Linked DNA regions of Homo sapiens: region 1 is linked to region 2. The links are chromatin loops, found by intact Hi-C in ENCODE. Cell type or tissue: HCT116. All regions are shown on one strand. Links, peaks and the distances in the headings refer to the core of each region. The heading gives the core; the rest is flanking DNA.

Region 1 (5,795 bases), core at 273-5,272, 640 kb before region 2:
CTGCTGTGACTCCCCCTGGCCCAGGGCAAGGGGAAGCCTCGGGGGAGAACTTGCAGCTGGGACCCTTAGGATGGGGGGGCTATGATCCCCTCCCCACGACATCTTCCCCACTATGCTTCCCTGAGGAGAAATGAGACACAGGAGAGCAGAGCAGTGGTTCTGGGTTTAATTGGGGGTGAAAGGGTGCTGCACAGTTGCTCAGAGGGCCCATGGCTGGGCCGCATGAGTGTTCACCTTTGCGACTGAACAGAGGAGCGTGGCCTAACTAGAAACAATTCGGCCCTCGAGTCTGCCTCCAGCACCTGGGGGGACACGGGGCGGCTCTGCTGACCAGGCCTTCTCTTTGGAACACCCCTCCCACCACACTGCCCTGGGTCTGGGAGCCTCCCACCCCTGCTGAAGTCAATTCCTTAAGGGAGAATCTGGCGGTCGCAGCCCCAACTGGGGATGGACAGGGAGTGGGGACCCCAGGGCCCCCAATCTGGAAGGGCCCCCTCCCAGCCATTGTGGGAACAATAAATACTGTGTGACGGTGGCAGGGAGTGGGGGGTTCGGCCACTGGCTGGCGGGCAAGGGGGAGCTGGCCGGCCTAGCCGCCCTGCCCTGCCCCGAGGCCAGGCCTGGGCTCCCCACCCTCACTCAGTGCGGAGGATGATGTGGATGCCGGAATCCGTGAACACGGGCCCGCTCATCTCCCCCGTCCGCAGCGCAAACGAGGCGTCTTCAAATGGCTTCTGCATCTGACCTGGGAGCCAGGAGGGGCGGTGGGGGTGTCAGGGCTGGGCTGGCAGAGGCCAGGATGAGGCAGGGCGGGTGGCAGCCGCGACAGATGGGGCTCCTGCCTGCGCTGAGCCTCACACTCGTCCACACTCATCCGTCACCATGTTTATTGCCAGTGCTGAGCGGCGGCCCAGCTGGGGGTGGCAGGGCCATTAAGGAGGCCCTGGGAAGCCCGAGGACAGCATGAAGGATAGCAGGCAGGGCTACGGCCGCCGCCGTGCATTTAGGGGCCACTTCGGTAGTGAACTCGTCTCCCTGGGCCTGGTTCCCAGCCCTGCCATGTCATCTGTCCCACCAGCCTCCTCGGAGGAGGTGGGCAGCTGCTGGCCCCATGCTGCCGCCCCACCCCACTAAGACACCTGCACACCACACCCTGCAACCCATCCTGGCCTCTCCCTGATGTTTTTCTGTAGACCCCGAGGACTGAAGAGGAGGAAGAGGAGGAGGCCTAGTCCCCTCTGTCCCTGATTTCCACTGTCCTGGCCAGACAGGCCTAAACTCAGGGCCACCTCCTCTCACCCCTGGTTTCCCCACCTTTGAGAGGGATTCTGGGGGACAGGCCCTGGGACTCTCAGGGCCCTCAACCTTAAACCACAAAAAGGAAGAGGCAGAGGACAGGATGTACCCACCTTGGTGGGCCTGGGATGAGGACATCTGTGCACAGACACACAAGAGACCATGCCCCCCAGGGTAGAGATGATGCCAGGAAGAAAGTGCTGCAGCCCCCCTCCCTGTGTGGCCCTGGCCCTGCCCAGCAGAGCAGCCTCTGAAGCCTGAGGAAGGGGCTGTGCTGCCACCTGCTGGACCCCGAAGGCCGGTGTGGCACCTGGGAGCCCAATGCCCAGACCCTCCTGGCCTCTACCCCTCAGGGTGGTAAGGGTCCCCCAACCTGGTGAGGCCCATTCCTTGCGCACCTCTGCTGAAGGCACCCAGGTCTCCCCTGGCCTTGGCTGAGCTGCAGTCGCTGAACTGTGAGGCCAGAGACTCAAAGTCCTCCTCTCCCGACTTGATCTTCTGGATGTAGCCTGTGGACATGGAACGGAATGGGAGTGCCAGGTCAGGGGTTGGGGGGGGCCTGACCAGACAGGATGGAGGACTCCAGAGCTGGCCAGCGGGGGAGGCAGCACTTCAGTTGGAAAGCCTCCCCTCACAGGCGCACATGCTCCCCACAACCCCTCTCCTCACACATACCTGCATGCGCAGTCACACCTGTCCTCACCCACACCCAAGAAGAGGTGCCTTTCACGAGCATGAGCACTTAATGCACCCCGCCAGTCATCCATGAGCCCTGCCACCCTGCAGGTCTCACATCCCTGCTCCCGCTGTCACTCTCACCAGCACACACACATGCACACACACACACACACGTGAGGGAAAATCTACATACAAGCTGGATGGGCCAGAGGAGAGCAGCAGGCAGGGAGAGGCTGACCCAGGCAGGGGGCTGGCCCCCCGGGCCCCCTGGGCAGAGGTGGGAGAGCTGTCCAGAGAAAGCCCAGCACTGCCACGGCAGCCTGTGGCCCCAGCTGTCCCATCTGGGAAGAACAGCCTGGCACTGGGATGGGCCTCCAAGGCACCCTGGTGGGCTCTGCAAGGGACACTCGTGGGCTGTAGCCCCAGGGTCCCAGAGGCAGGCAACATAGCTCTTCTCCCGGCTCCCCACCTACAGTCTGCATGCTGGCAGAACTCAGGGTGGCCCCACCCTGTGTGGCCCAAACTAGCCCATCGGCTCTGACTCTCCAGGAGGCGGAGGAGGCCAGGGCTGGTGGAGTTAGGAGGAACAGGGCTGCCAGCAGAGGGGGCAAGACGGCAGCAGAGTAGCATCTGAGTGACTCACGTTTCGGAAGCCAAGTGGGGAGGGCTGCGTGTGTGTGCACGTGGTGTGTGTGGTGTGACTGTGTGTGAGCAAGTGTGTGTATGCAGTCTTGTGCACGTGCCAGGTCAGGAGGAATGGCTACCGCCTTCCTGACTCCAGGCCACCCCCAGGAAGGTGCCCATGGGCCAAAGCCTGCCCTACCCCAATCCTCTTGCTCTGACACAAACGGGCGTCCCTTCCAGTGTCCTCCCTAGGCCAGTGGTGCGACAGCCCCAGCAAGCCAGGGCAGCCCTCTGGGTGAACTGCACCCGCCCCGTGTACCCTAAGGCCTGGCAGCCACTCTCCAGGGACACCAGTTCTTCTCTCCAACGTGAAGGTCACCCTGACACACTCAGTAGGGGGTTTCTTAATGTCACCCTGACACTTCTACCCTTGCTCCTTCTGACCTAAATGATGCCATGACACACCTGCCGGCCAACTTGCCCAGGACATACATAGCTGATACACTGGCCTGGAGCCTGTTGGAGACCCACGGGAACACTGCTGGGTGACCTAGCCAGTGCTGGGAGGCCTGGACACCCAACCGTGGCACCTGCTGAACACACTGGACTGATCCAAGTGTCCCCAGGGCCCCTCGGCCTCACGCTCTAACCTGCTTGGGACTGCAGTGGAAATGGTACCACCGTGAGAGCACAGCCATAGCTCCCTGTTTGGCTGCACGTCATGGCAGCCACCAGTGTCCTGGTATCTGAGCTGGATGTCACCACGACCTGCTGCCCTGACATCCCTGTGCCCCTCCGCCTGACAGTCTTGTGCCAGTGGCTGTGACATGCAGCATAGTGCCCGGCACCGAGCAGGACCCTGACCAACGTCCCTTGCTGTCATCATTCTTCCCCTCCATGGGGACTGCATCCCAGGGATGACGCAGCCTCTACTGCTCTGCTCTCCCTATCCTTGGCCCTGCCGGCCCACGTGTCCTGGTCTGACAGGGACATCGATGCCATACAGGGCCCCAGCTTCTGTTGGGATGGCACATTACAGAGGCTTCTGCCCGTGATGCCCTGGTTTGATCAGAATGCCCCGCTTCCAGGGCTGCCACGGGGTCCTCCTCTGTGCCAGACACATCCACCAGTGACTCCGACTTAAACCAGATGTTGCTAGGACCCCCTCCCACCCCTCCTCTCCCTGAACTTCTAGGTATCTCCTTGGCCTTAGGCACAGAGCACTGGAGTCCCCTGTCCCCCCTTCTGTCTGGACCACTAAGCCAGCCAGGGGATCGCACGGTGCCCCCAGAGGTACCCACCTACTTCGGGGAAGCAGGACTGCCTGCAGGCACTGAGCGTCTGAGGAGCCAGGCCCAGGCCCTGAACAAGCATCACCTTGCCACAGCCCCCAGCGGCCAGGGCTGGGGACACAGCCACAGGGATCCCTGAAATTGGACAGCCCGCCCAAGTTGTCCTCTCTCACACACATAGTGTGCAAGCCATACCACTTAAAAACAAATAAAAGCCACACTTTGGCACACCAATAGCTCATATCACCCAGATCTGCCTCTGACCTGCCAGCTCTCTTGGAAAATTTTCTGCTATGATGGGAGCCTGCAATGACTGTTTTTGTTTTCCTTTTGCAGAGATGGGGTCGCACTTTATTGTTCAGGCTGGCCTCAAACCCCTGGGCTGCAGCAATCCTCTTGCCTCAGCCTCGCAAGTAGCTGGAATGATTTTTTTTTTTAAAACGCTTTCTCTTGAACCTGGGAGGTAGAAAGGTACAGTGAGCTGAGATCGTTGCCACTGCACTCCAGCGTGGGCAACAAGAGCGAAACTCCATTTCAAACAAACAAACAAACAAACAAACAAACAAAAAAACGCTTTCTCTTGAAACTGGGAGGTAGAAGGTACAGTGAGCTGAGATCGTTGCCACTGCACTCCAGCGTGGGCAACAAGAGCGAAACTCCATTTCAAACAAACAAACAAACAAACAAACAAACAAACAAAAACGCTTTCTTCCTGAGTTCCTGCTCTGTGAGGCTGACCTTGAGGGGTTTGGTCCTGTGTGTCTTGTTAGCTCAGCCTGTACCTGACCCCGCGACAATGACATCCTCCGACTCCCACCTCGCAGACCTTGGTTTAAGCCTCTTGTCCTGCCTGAAACTCATCAGCTATCCTCTGGTCTCCCCAAGAAGCCTCCCCTAATCCCCCACTGTGTTAGGTGCCTCCCCCTGGGTGCTGCATTTACTACCGTCCCATTGGTGTGTTGCTTGCCCGCCTCACAGTGCAGGAATGGAGGCTGCTGGGTTGGCCTTCTTCATTGCTGCACCCTCAGAACCCAGCACTGTGCACAAAACAGGTGTTCACGAATGTTCAAGAAGTTAATGAATAAATGAGACAGAAATAGGCCATGGGGAAGGAGGGAGACAGGGATCTACCACGGGGCTCGAAGCAGAAATGCTGGAATCTCATGCCCTATCTGCCTGAAACTCAGGCTGCGACCCTAAGGCCAGACTTCCTGGGCCTCCTCCAAGACAATGTGTCAGCCTTGCCCGACGGCGCCAAAACCTGTGAAATTTGATGGGGACTGTCGGGTGCTGGAGCCCCATCCTGATTCGATGTGGCTCCAGCTTAGAACCACACAGACACAGGGTGGCCTCTCCAGGAGCTCCCAGTCTGGAGCAGGGGCCTCCACCTGCTTCAAGGTGTTCAGGACCCCCTGAAATAGTATGCAAAACAGAATGGCACCTATCTGTGCTGGCAGACCCCAGCCAGCCTGCTCACAGTGTATCCCCAAGGTCCAGGAGGACATGTTATGGGTGCTGACTCCAGACTCCATCAGGTCCAGATCCTACCTCTGCTGCTCCTGAACAATGAGAGTCTGGCAGGTGACTTTACCTCTTGGAGCCTCACTCAACTGGCCTGTAAAATGGGGTAACCGCTGCTCCCACGTTGGAGCCTGTTCCAAGGAGTGAATCAGTGACCGCTTAAGCAGTGGCTGTTGCAGAGCAGGCCCCTGACAGATCCAAGCTGCCCATCCGTTATGGACTCAATGTTTGTGTCACCCCAAATTCATGTGTTAAAGCCCTAACCTCCAGTGTGGCTGCATCTGGAGATGGGGACTTTGGGGAAGTAACTAGGGTTAAATGAGGTCATAAGGGTGGGGCCCTGATCCAACAGGATTAGCGCCCCTTTTTTTTTTGAGGCAGAAT
Region 2 (5,795 bases), core at 542-5,541:
AGAAAAGACTACTGCAATTAATTTGCTGCTGAGGAACATGGGGTTCAGAAAGGACCTCTGAGTTATCAAAAGTCCCACGTTTAAGAGCCCAATATATGAGTGATGAAGGGTCCATAAATCCCACATTTTTTCTACCATCTGTATATTCTATCCCGATTGAAGTTTGTCACATCGCTTTTGGTTGGCTACTGTGAACCATCCAAACAATCCAAACATTTCCCATCACAAGGTATTAATCCATCATAGCACTCTTCTAAATATTAAAATAAAAGTGCCAACAACAAAGCATTACCAGTGGGGAGAGTCCACCATGTGACATCAAAAAGCAGCATTAGGCCAGGCACAGTGCCTCACGCCTGTAGTCCTAGCACTTTGGGAGGCCGAGGTGGGTGGCTCACTTGAGGTCAGGAGTTCGAGACCAGCCTGGACAACATGGCAAAACCCCATCTCTACTAAAAATACAAAAATTAGCTGAGCATGGTGGTGTGTGCCTGTAGTCCCAGCTACTTGGGAGGCTGAGGCAGGAGAATCACTTGAGCCCAGGAGGCGGAGGTTGCAGTGAACCAAGATCATGCCATTGCATTCCAGCCTGGGCAACAGAGCAAGACTCTGTCTCAAAAAAAAAAAAAAAAAAAGGCAGCATTAATGTCCCACTTATCAAATTCTTTGACTATCATTTATGTGAAATAAAGGAGAGTTCATGTTTGCTGGTGACATGGACTTTTGGTAGCTCAGTGTAAAGTAAAAGAAGAAAACCCTGAAATTATTTATGATGAAACTGGTGATTTAACAATCCCTAGACATCACTAGAGTCACACAGCAACCGGAAATAGGGCACTGCCACTTAAACTTCAGTTGGACTCTCTTCACAAAGACATATGTTTTAAAAGCAGCTTTATTTCATCAGCACATTTTTAAAATATTCCCCTTGCAGACAACTCCAACATACTTTTGTTCCTCAGTCAAGGTTAGGTCAGGAATAGAAACCAGGGCTGGGCACGCGGCTCATGCCTGTAATCCCAGCACTTTGGGAGGCCGAGGCAGGTGGATCACCTGAGGTCGGAAGTTCCAGACGAGCCTGGCCAACATGGCAAAACCCCGTCTCCACTAAAATTACAAAAATTAGCTAGGCGTGGTGGGCGGTCCTTGTAATCCTAGCTACGCGGGAGGCTGAGTCAGGAGAATTGCTTGAACCTGGGAGGTGGAGGTTGCAGTGAGTCGGGATCATGCCACCGCACTCCAGCCTGGGTGACAGAGGGAGACTCCATCTCAAAAAAAAAAAAAAATAGAAACTAATCTAGTTATTTTGAATAACTAATCTACTTATTATGAAGAGAATTGAACAGAGGGAGTTGGCTTGATTGTTACTGCAGGACAAAGGCTAAAGGACACAATGTGGTAACAGAGACAGTAACTGAAGGCAGCAGCCTCTAAACACTGAGGCAGGCATAGGGGTATACTAGAAGGTGGTCGCAAAGTATACCGAATTTCAGTGTAGTAAAATTCAGTGTTCATGAAAGTCTGTAACAAGAACACCAGATGGAAAACAGAGCAATAACTTCAAGAGCCCCAACCTAGCATGAAAGAGCTGAGTAGAGAAAGGCGGGAAGGGAACAGAAAGACAATGGCTTAGAAACCAGAATAATGAGAACAATACAAATCTTCTCTCCTAGCTACTTTGAAATATGCAATCAATTACCACTAACTAGAATTCCCCTACTGTATTAGGAAACGCTGGAACTTATTTCTTCTATCTAACTGCATTTTTGTACCCTGTAAACATCTTTTCATGCTCCACTCCTTCCTTCCCTTACCAGCCTCTAGTAATTACCATTCTACCTTGTACCTTCACAAGATTCACTGTTTTAGCTCATAGGTATGAGTGGGAACATGCCATATTTGTCTTTTCATGCCTGGCTTATTTCACTTAAATCCATGTTGCTGCAAATGACTCACTTTCATTTCTTAAAGGCTGAATAGTATAACTTTGTGTACCTACCCCACACTTCATAAAAAAAGAAAGAAAACTAAACAAATTTTTAAAAATCAGTTATAGCATGTGAAGTTTTAGGGATGTTGTTACCATGTTATCCTTTTCTATTTTCCCTTTCAGTACGCACAAGAGTGAAATCCGAAGAAAATCTATACGTATATAAATCAACATTTTCAACAAATTCCAAGTGCTTACTAAAAATTCCCAGCATAATGACAATCTGTATATTGCTGAAGGATAATGAATTTGAAGAAGACAGTTGAAGAAAATTACATTGTCTAGTGCTGCAATCAGCTCTTTAGTAGCTTACCCATTTGAGCTTGATCCCTTGAAGAACTTCATCGTCTGAACTATCACTGGTGCTTTTAAAACCTCTCAGACCCACACAGGTTCAAGTAAATCAAAATCTCTGGGTAAGAGAGCCCAGCCATCATCATTTGTAAGCTCCCCAGGTGAGGTCAATAAAAGCCAAGGTTGAGGGCTCGTGAACAAGTTCGTCACACATAGCCTGCTTAAAGTGATTTTACAGATGTAATATGTAAATAATTTCCACACGAACTGTGAAAATTAACTTAAATTTGAAATACAGTAAGTCCTCAATTAACACCCTCAATATGTTTTTGGAAACTGTGATTTAAGTGAAATGATTTATAATGAAACCGTGTGTTTTTCCTTATCAACAATATAACTAATGGACTTTGAACAAAACAATTTTACTTGAGGACCTGCTGTATATCATTTCCTTAAGGTTGCAGTTTCCAAGATGCTATTGACTTTAAGCAAGGACTTCTTATATATAAAAACAGGGTTGTGATTTCACCTAGATACCAGGGTCATTGCTCGGAAACTAAAGGAGGCTGTCCAGGTATACTGGATTCAGCCACGAATTTTTGCAATAAACAAAGAATTCCAGAATACCTTCACATTCCAATTAAAGACAAAACAATGGAAACAATATTCACATGTAGGGACCAGCCCTACAGGGTCTGTGGGTCTTTCTCCCCGTGTGTGGAGACAAGAGATTGTAGAAATAAAGACACAAGACAAAGAGAAGAAAAGACAGCTGGGCCCGGGGGGACCACCACCACCAAGGCGCGGAGACCGGTAGTGGCCCAAATGCCTGGCTGCACTGTTATTTTTCGGATACAAGACAAGGGGGCAGGGTAAGGAGTGTGAGCCATCTCCAATGATAGGTAAGGTCACACAAGTCACGTGTCCACTGGACAGGGGGCCCTTCCCTGTTTGGCAGCCGAGGCGGAGAGAGAGAGGACAGCTTACACCATTATTTCTGCATTTCGGAGACTTTTAGTACTTTCACTAATTCTGCTACTGCTGTCTAGAAGGCAGAGCCAGTTGTACAGGGTGGAACATAAAAGTGAAACAGGAGCGTGACCGCTGAAGCACAGCATCACAGGGAAACAGGCCTCCGCATAACTGCAGGCAGGCCTGACTGATGTCAGACCCTCCACAAGAGGTGGAGGAGTAGAGTCTTCTCTAAACTCCCCCGGGAAAAGAGAGACTCCTTTTCCCGGTCAGCTGAGTAAGGAGTGCTTTTTCTAGGCACTGACCCTACTGCTAGACCAAGATCCGCAAGGTAACGGGGCTCCTTCCCAGGCACTGGCGTTACCGCTAGACCATGGAGCCCTCTAGTGGCCCTGTCCGGGCATAACAGAGGGCTCACACTTGTCTTCTGGTCAGTTCTCACCATGTCCCTTTAGCTCCTATCTCTGTATGGCCTGGTTTTTCCTAGGTTATGATTGTAGAGTGAAGATTAATATTGGACTAAAGAGTAATTGCTACAAACTAATGATTAATGATGTTCATATATAATCATATCTATGATCTATATCTAGTATAACTATTCTTATTTTATATATTTTCTTTATTATGCTGGAACAGCTCGTGCCCTCGGTCTCTTGCCTCGGCCCCTGGTGGCTTGCCGCCCACATTCACATATGAAACATGGAGAGGAATTGAACCTATCAAGCAATAAATATAATGTAACCAAGGGGGAAGGATTTAAAGGTCTTGATATTTTGTATCAAAGCTCTGCCTTTTCCAACCAATACTACAAAAAAGATGCAACAGATAAGGAGATTACATTATTCTGCCGTGCAGCCTCTGCAGGGCACTTTGAATGTCCCTGTTTCTCAGGCTGTAGATGAAGGGGTTCAGCATGGGGGTGACCACCATGTACATTACTGAGGCCACTGCACCCTTCCTGGAGGAAAGGGACACAGCTGAACTGAGGTACCCTCCAAGGGCTGTTCCATAAAGTAAGCAAACAACTGACAGGTGAGAGCTGCAGGTGGAGAAGGCTTTATACTTCCCACCTGAAGAGAGAACTCTCAGAATGGAGGAAACAATTTTATAGTAAGAGAAAAGGATCCCTAAGAGAGGGAGAAAACCAAATATGGCACCAATAAAATATACAACCATGTTATTAATGGAGGTGTCAGAACAGGCCAGCTTGAGAAGTTAAGAAGGGTCACAGAAAAAAATTAGAGATTTCCACATCGTTGAAGCAGGTAAGTTGTAACACAATCAAATTGTGCAGCTGAGAGTCCAAAAGGCTAAGAAAAAAAGACACCAAAACTAAGAAGCCACAGAGTCGTGGGCTCATGATGACTTGGTAGTGCAGGGGGTGACAGATGGCCACGAACCGGTCATAGGCCATCACAATCAGGAGCAGACTTTCCATACATGCGAAAAAGATCAAAAAAGACATCTGAGTCAGGCAGCCCACGTAAGAGATGAGTCTACTATGAGCCTGGATGTCCACAATCATCTTGGGGACAGTAGTAGAGGCAAAACCGATGTCAGCCAAGGACAGGTTGGAGAGGAAGAAGTACATGGGGCTGTGGAGATGGGAGTCAGAGCTGACGGCCAGAATGATGAGCAGGTTCCCCAGCACCATGACCAGGTACATGGACAGGAACAGCCCAAAGAGGACGGGCTGCAGTTCTGGATCATCTGGGAGTCCCAGGAGCAGGAATTCTAAGACACCTGTGAGATTCTCTGGCTCTGTGTATCTTGGACACAATTGAGAAAAAGAGAATTGGAAAAAAGGAAAGGACAAAATCAGCACCCAGCACTGTGTCTATATTTTGGATACAAGCAATTTACAATTAATGTTTTCACATTTGAGGATCATATACCCTCAGCCATATTTCTCAGTTTTGAAAACCCTAATTTTCTTTTTTTTTATTTTAGACTCACAGAATACATATGCAGGCTTGTTACATGAGTAAATAATGTGTCGGTAAAGGTTTGGTGCAGCAATGATCCCAACACCAAGGTAGTGGGCTTAGTACTGGATAGATAGACTTCCACCCCATAAACCCCCACCCTCCCCCATCAAGCAGTCCCCACTGTTTTTCCCATCTTTGTGTCCGTAAAACCCAATTTGCTACAAGTCCTTTTGTAATTGATTGGTGTGTTAGTCACCTGATTCTGTAGACACTTACCTTAGAGACCCTTGACTGAACAAAGTGAGAAGAGCAAGAACATTTGAGAAAATTCATGATCACATTAAAATACAGCGTACTCTTTTCAGTAAAAATATAAAATAAGAAATATTGGCTAGGCGCAGTGGCTCATGCCTGTCATCCCAGCACTTTGGGAAGCCAAGGCGGGAGGATCACTTAAGCTGAGGAGTTTGAGACCAGCCTGGACAACATGGCAAAACCCCGTCTCTACTAAAAATACAAAAATTAGCTGGCGTGGTGGCATGTGCCTATGGTCTCAACTACTTGGGAGGCTGAGGTGGGAGGATCACTTGAGCCCAGAGGTGGAGGTTACA

Evidence for each region. Peaks named below come from ENCODE experiments on the same cell type or tissue, not always from the same donor. Only the 100,000 strongest peaks of a DNase experiment are listed, where the experiment ranks them.
Region 1: a loop joins it to region 2, with 10 times the contacts of the local background. A loop is called at or near these places in 2 of 110 quality-filtered maps.

The regions. Positions count from the first base shown.
Region 1 is chr19:9,844,040-9,849,834 of GRCh38, reverse strand. It overlaps PIN1 (peptidylprolyl cis/trans isomerase, NIMA-interacting 1), which reads right to left. Exons shown (of 4, transcript NM_006221.4): 3 at 1,695-1,805; 4 at 146-745. The coding sequence ends at 636. Among named protein-coding and RNA genes, the nearest start is that of PIN1, 12 kb to the right of the region's middle. RefSeq lists enhancers at 1,259-1,808, 1,809-2,360. In HCT116, for the core only: CTCF peaks have their summits at 1,393, 1,595 (motif pointing left) and 2,573 (motif pointing right); a DNase peak (open chromatin) is centred at 2,594; H3K27ac peaks cover 415 bases.
Region 2 is chr19:9,203,531-9,209,325 of GRCh38, reverse strand. It overlaps the pseudogene OR7E25P and a transcript of OR7E24 not described here. Among named protein-coding and RNA genes, the nearest start is that of OR7D4, 13 kb to the left of the region's middle. In HCT116, for the core only: a CTCF peak has its summit at 3,635 (motif pointing left); a DNase peak (open chromatin) is centred at 3,615.